Regions from separate parts of the Homo sapiens genome. Here region 2 is linked to region 1. A link is an interaction called in ENCODE POLR2A ChIA-PET data of the cell type or tissue named here. Cell type or tissue: MCF 10A. All regions are shown on one strand. Links, peaks and the distances in the headings refer to the core of each region. The heading gives the core; the rest is flanking DNA.

Region 1 (2,884 bases), core at 1-2,500:
GGGATTACAGGCGTGAGCCACCGCGCCCGGCAACAGTAGTCTTTTATATTTAGCCAGTGTCTACCATTTCTGGTGCTTTCATTTGTTTCAGAAGGTCCAGGTTTTTTCTTTGCTATAATTTCCCCCTGCCTAAAGAACTTTCTTATAGTGCAGGTCTCCTAGCAACAAATTCACTTAGTTTTTCTTTCCCTGAAAATGTATTTATTTTGCCTTCATTTTTAAAAAATTTTCTGTTTCACATATATATGTATATGATATGTTATATAAATTTTTTCCCCCTTAGAGATGGGTGTCTCACTATGTTGACCAGGCTGGTCTCAAACTCTTGGCCTCAAGTGATCCTCCCATCTCAACCTCCCAAAGTGCTAGGTATGTGAGCCACCACGCCCAGCCTGCCTTCATTTTTGAAGAGTATTTTTTATTAGATATACAGTCTGGATTGATAATTCTGTTTTATTTTAGCACTTTAAAGATGTTCACTGTCTTATGACCTCCATCATTTCTGATGAGAAATCCACAGTCATTTCCTAGTCGATGTTTACCTGCATGTGATATGTAGTTTTTCTCTAGCTTTTTTCTATCTTTATTTTCAAGAATTTGATTATGATGTATCTAAGTGTGGTTTTTCCTTCCATTTATTTTTATTGGGGTTTACTGAGCTAATTGAATTTGTTAAATTTGTCTTTTACTAAATTTTCAAAGATTTTAGTCATTATTTCTTCTATTTTTTTCTGCCCTTTTCTCTCTTTATTCTTCCAGAAATCACAGATATACATTAGACCTTTTGAGATTGTCCCACAGCTTTCTGAGGCTCTGTTCTTTTTTTCATAAGCTTTTGATTCTTCAGATTGGTTACTGATCCGCCTTTAAGTTTACTGATTCTTTACTTATTCATTTCCATTTCAATATTAAGGCCATCCATTGATATATTTTTCTTTTGGATATTTTTCCATTCTAAAATTTTGATTTTTTTATTTTTCTCTTGAGATTTCCTTTATTATATTTCCATTCAAGTTTTTTTTAACTTTATTTCATTGAGCATAAATAATTATAATAGCTGTTTTAAAATCCTTGTCTCATAATTCCAGCAACTCAGTCTTTTTTGGAGTGGGCATCTGTAGATTTCCCTTTCTGCCAAGAATGGGCTGTATTTTCTGTTACTTGTGTGCCAGGTAATTTTGGATTGTGTCCTAGACATTGTGAATATTATGTTTTTATAGACTCTGGGTTCTATAATAATCTATAGAATATTGATATCTGTACTTTAGCTGGCTTAACTGTGTTACACTGTAAGCTTTCTCTTTCACCTTTTGTGAGTAGTGGTTCCAATTTCAATTTGATCCTTAAGCCTCTACTTTGATGCAGATCTGTATATGCATGGTTCAGGCCTCAGCCTGGCACATTTGTGCTGTGTTATACACAGGATTATGTATTATGTCTTTCAACTTTCTCTCTTACAGGATTGCCTTTTCTCTCTGGTGGCTGGCTGTGTTTACCTTGGGTCTTTGCCCTAGTTCCTCCTGACGGAAGAACAGCTTTAGCTGTCTGCACTCCACATCTATTGCCTAATCTTGGGGCAAAGCTGCAGCAAAACAGGAAATTCACCCACATTCTTCCCAAGTTTTGACTTACCTTCCCAACCTGCCTATTGTATTTACCCTTTGGAATGCTCAGAAAGCTATTTTTTTTCTCACCATAATACTTTATAGTTATCAGCAGAAGGTTGGTCTATAGGGGTATCACACTGCCAAACAGGAAGTGGAACTCAAATGGGTATGATTAGGGAACTCCAGAAAGGACCTTTCTTGAGCTAACTGGTGCCACCAGATTAGATTCATCGATACTTTCTTTGTCCAGAATTTCGGTTGATGGCTGCTGTAATAAATTATCCAAATACATTTTGGGATGCCTGGATCTATTGGCTTTACCGATCAGACTACTTTTTGCCTATTAAGAATATAGAATCAGTGCACCTATAAATAAAAATATGTACCATGCTATTGAGTGAATGTCAGAGTATGTGAAGAGAGTGCCTTTACTCTCTCTATTGAAACTGAAGTATTCATGAAAAAATAATTAAAAGCTTTTTTTTTGTTTGTTTAATTTACTGTTTTGTAATAGTTGAAGCTATGTGGGAGTACAGTGCCTCATACCAAAGCTGTCACCTTTCTTATTAGTCACCATTGAGTATTCCTTTGTTTTTACTTTGTTTTATTTTATTTTTAATTGACAATAATTGTATATATTTATGGGGTACAGTGTGATGTTTCAGCACATGTATACATTGTAGAATGTTCAAATTAGGCTAATTAGTTTATCACTTCAGATATCATTTGTGGTAAGAACATTTAAAATCCTCTCAGCTATTTTGAAATATACAATATATTATTAACTGTAGTCATTGGGATGTGCAATAGAACACCAGAACTTTGTACCCATTGACCAGTGTCTCCTCTTTGCCTGTTCCCACTTCTGGTAACCACCATTCTATTCTCTGCTTTTATGAGTTTGGGGTTTTTTTTAGAATCCACATGTAAGTGAAATTATACAGTATTTTCTATCTGTGGCTGGCTTATTTCACTTAGCATAATACCCCCTAGACAGAATTTCCTGTTCTTTAAAGACTGAATAATATTCCATTGTGTATGTGTACCATGTCTCTTTTCTTAGCTGTAGTACTAGTGATTTTATGAATCTGGGAGCATTGGAGTTAGGTGCATGTATATTTAGGTTTGTTATATCTTCTTGTTGAATTGGTCCTTTTATCATTATATAATCGTGTCTTTTTTTTTTTTTTAACTGTTGTTGTTTTACAGTCTTTTTTATATGATATATGAATAGCTACTCCTGCTTGCTTTTGGCTTCCATTTGCCAGAAATATCTT
Region 2 (2,930 bases), core at 241-2,740, 230 kb before region 1:
AAAATACAAAAAATTAGCCGGGCGTAGTGGCGGGCGCCTGTAGTCCCAGCTACTTGGGAGGCTGAGGCAGGAGAATGGCGTGAACCTGGGAGGCGGAGCTTGCAGTGAGCCGAGATCCCGCCACTGCACTCCAGCCTGGGCGACAGAGCAAGACTCCGTCTCAAAAAAACAAAACAAAACAAAACAATACATGATGTTACTTGTGGGCTTATAAACAAAAAAAGAAAAAATGTAAACAAAAAAGACAAAAATGATATAGTAGAACAACTATTTACATAGCATTTACTTTGTATTAGGTATTATAAGTAATTTAGAGATGATTTAAAGCATAGGGAATGATGTGCATAGGTTATATGCAAATACTACACTACTTTATATTAGAGCCTTGAGCATCCTTATATTTAGGTATCTGATGGGGGTTCTGGAACCAGTTCCCTGCAGCTGTGACTCTATATAGTTCTATGAACATAACATATTATTTCATATTTCTATGACATTGCACATGCTGTTACTTCTGCCTGGGATGCTCTCCCTGCCTTATCTACCTGGAAAACTTCTATTCATCCTCAAAACCCAGCTCAGACTCTGCTTCAGTGTCCCTCTCCATCTCATCTATAGAATTAAACATTTCCTATCCTCTGACACTTCCAAAGCTTGTGTTGCTATTGCAATTATACTATATTGTAAATATATTTGTTTTCATGTTGCACTTTGATTCCCCATCACCCAACACAAGGCCTGGCACAGAAAGGGTATTAAATATGCATATATATATTTCACAATTGAGATATAATTCACATATCATAAAATTTACCCTTTTAAAGAACAATTAAGGCCAGACACAGTGTCTCACGCCTGTATTCCCAGCACTTTGGGAGGTCGAGGTGGGTGGATCACCTGATGTCAGGGGTTTGAGACCAGCCTGGCAAACATGGTGAAACCCTGTCTCTACTAAAAATACAAAATTAGTGGGGCGTGGTGGTGCATGCTTGCAGTCCCAGCTACTTGGAAGGCTGAGGCATGAGAATCACTTGAACCTGAAGGCAGAGGTTGTAGTGAGCCGAGATCGCGCCACTACACTCCAGTCTGGGCAACAAAGTGAGACTCCCTCAAAAAAACAACAACAACAACAAAAAAAGGACAATCCAGTGGTTGGTTTTAGCACATTCTGAAGGTTGTGCAACAATCACCATGATCTATTTCCACAACATTTTCATCACCCCTAAAAGAAAGCCTGTAATTGTCAGCAGTTACTCCCTCTTAGTGCCTCCCTTGCATTGGACCCCCTGTTAGTGCCTCCCTTGCATTGGACTCCCCCTGTCGCCTGGCCACCACTAGTCTACTTTCCGTCTCTATGGATTTGCCTATTCTGGACATTTCATATAAATGGAATCATACAATATGTGGCCTTTGGTGTCTGGTTTCTTTCACTTAGTATAGTGTTTTCAAAGTTCATCCACATTATAGCAGGTAGCACTACTTCATTCCTTCTTATGACTGAGTAATATTCCACTCATGGAGATGGAGATGGAGATGGAGATGGAGATGCCTCCTTTTGTTCATCCACTCATCAGCTGATGGACATTTACATTGTTTCTGTTTTTTTTTTTTTTACTCTTCCAAATAGGCTGCTGTGAACATTCCTGTATGAGTTTTTCTGTGTCAATAAATACTTGAGTCAATGAATACATGAGTGAATGGGTAATGACTCATATTTCCTCATGTGTTCTTTGGCCTGGATATGAATTATAACCTTCTTTTCTGCTTTTGGGCAGGTCTGGGCCGAATCGTTCAGGCTGAAGAATATCTATTCCAAGCCCAGTGGACAGTCCTCAAATCAACTGACTGTAGTAATGCCACCCACTCTTTACTGCATCGGAATCTGGGACTTCTCTATATAGCTAAGAAAAACTATGAAGAGGCCCGTTATCATCTGGCCAATGATGTAAACAAGCTAAGTTATAACACCTGTATATTTCCAAAATCTAAATTATAACACCTGTATATTTCCAAAATCTGTTTAATTTTTTTAAAACTGTGCATTTCTCTAAAACTTTCTGTTTACAACTGATTATTTGGTGGGATGTTAGCCATAACACAATTCTACCGACCCGAGTTCAAGCATTTCTACTTCATAGCTATTCAACCTTGGCCAGGTCACATATTCCTGAAGTTTCAGTTGCCCTGAAGAGTAAAGGGAGGCAAAACAGCATACTCGTTAAGAGAAGGGCTTTGCTGGCCGGGCATGGTGGCTCATGCCTGTAATCCCAGCACTTTGGGAGGCCAAGGTGGGTGGATCACGAGGTCAGGAGATTGAGACCGTCCTGGCCAACATGGTGAAACCCCGTCCCTACTAAAATACAAAAAATTAGCCAGGCGTGGTGGTGCATGCCTGTAGTCCGAGATACTCGGAAGGCTGAGGCAGGGGAATCACCTGAACCCGGGAGGTGGAGGTTGCAGTGAGCCGAGATCGCGCCACTGCACTCCAGCCTGGCGACAGAGCAAGACTTCGTCTCAAAAAAAAAAAAAGAGAGAGAGAGAAGGGCTTTGCTTCTAGTCACAGATCTGTTTCACTAGCCACATCGTCTTGGAAAATTTGTTTAACCTCTTTCATCACCTGCAAGACAGGAATAATAAAATAGTCTCTGTCTCACTGGGTCATTGCGAAGATTAATAATAGGACAATAAATGTATAGTACCTTGGCTATTATTTTAAAAAATAACAGTAATATCTCTACTTCAGAGTGTTGGTTATTAAATTTAAAAGAGCTAGATGTATAAGAAAGCACTTATCGATGATAAAACTCTGTACAAAGTTAGATGGGATGTTGAGGATGATAACTGAATTGTTCTTTCAAAATTTAAGGGGTTTCTATTAGGATTTCAGTACTGGAAAATATTACCAGAGAAAAGAGTTCCTGGGCGTGAAA

The links. ChIA-PET counts read pairs that join two places held together with the same protein. Peaks named below come from ENCODE experiments on the same cell type or tissue, not always from the same donor. Only the 100,000 strongest peaks of a DNase experiment are listed, where the experiment ranks them.
Region 2: POLR2A ChIA-PET joins it to region 1 with 5 read pairs; 2 of 35 experiments call an interaction of 5 or more read pairs at or near these places.

The regions. Positions count from the first base shown.
Region 1 is chr1:42,213,385-42,216,268 of GRCh38, reverse strand. The region is part of intron 5 of FOXJ3 (forkhead box J3); the gene reads left to right. Among named protein-coding and RNA genes, the nearest start is that of GUCA2A, 50 kb to the right of the region's middle. RefSeq lists an enhancer at 1,417-1,711. In MCF 10A, for the core only: no CTCF peak of the experiment used is centred there; a DNase peak (open chromatin) is centred at 1,508.
Region 2 is chr1:42,438,871-42,441,800 of GRCh38, reverse strand. It overlaps ZMYND12 (zinc finger MYND-type containing 12), which reads left to right. Exons shown (of 8, transcript NM_032257.5): 4 at 1,776-1,945. Among named protein-coding and RNA genes, the nearest start is that of ZMYND12, 16 kb to the left of the region's middle. In MCF 10A, for the core only: no CTCF peak of the experiment used is centred there; a DNase peak (open chromatin) is centred at 1,700.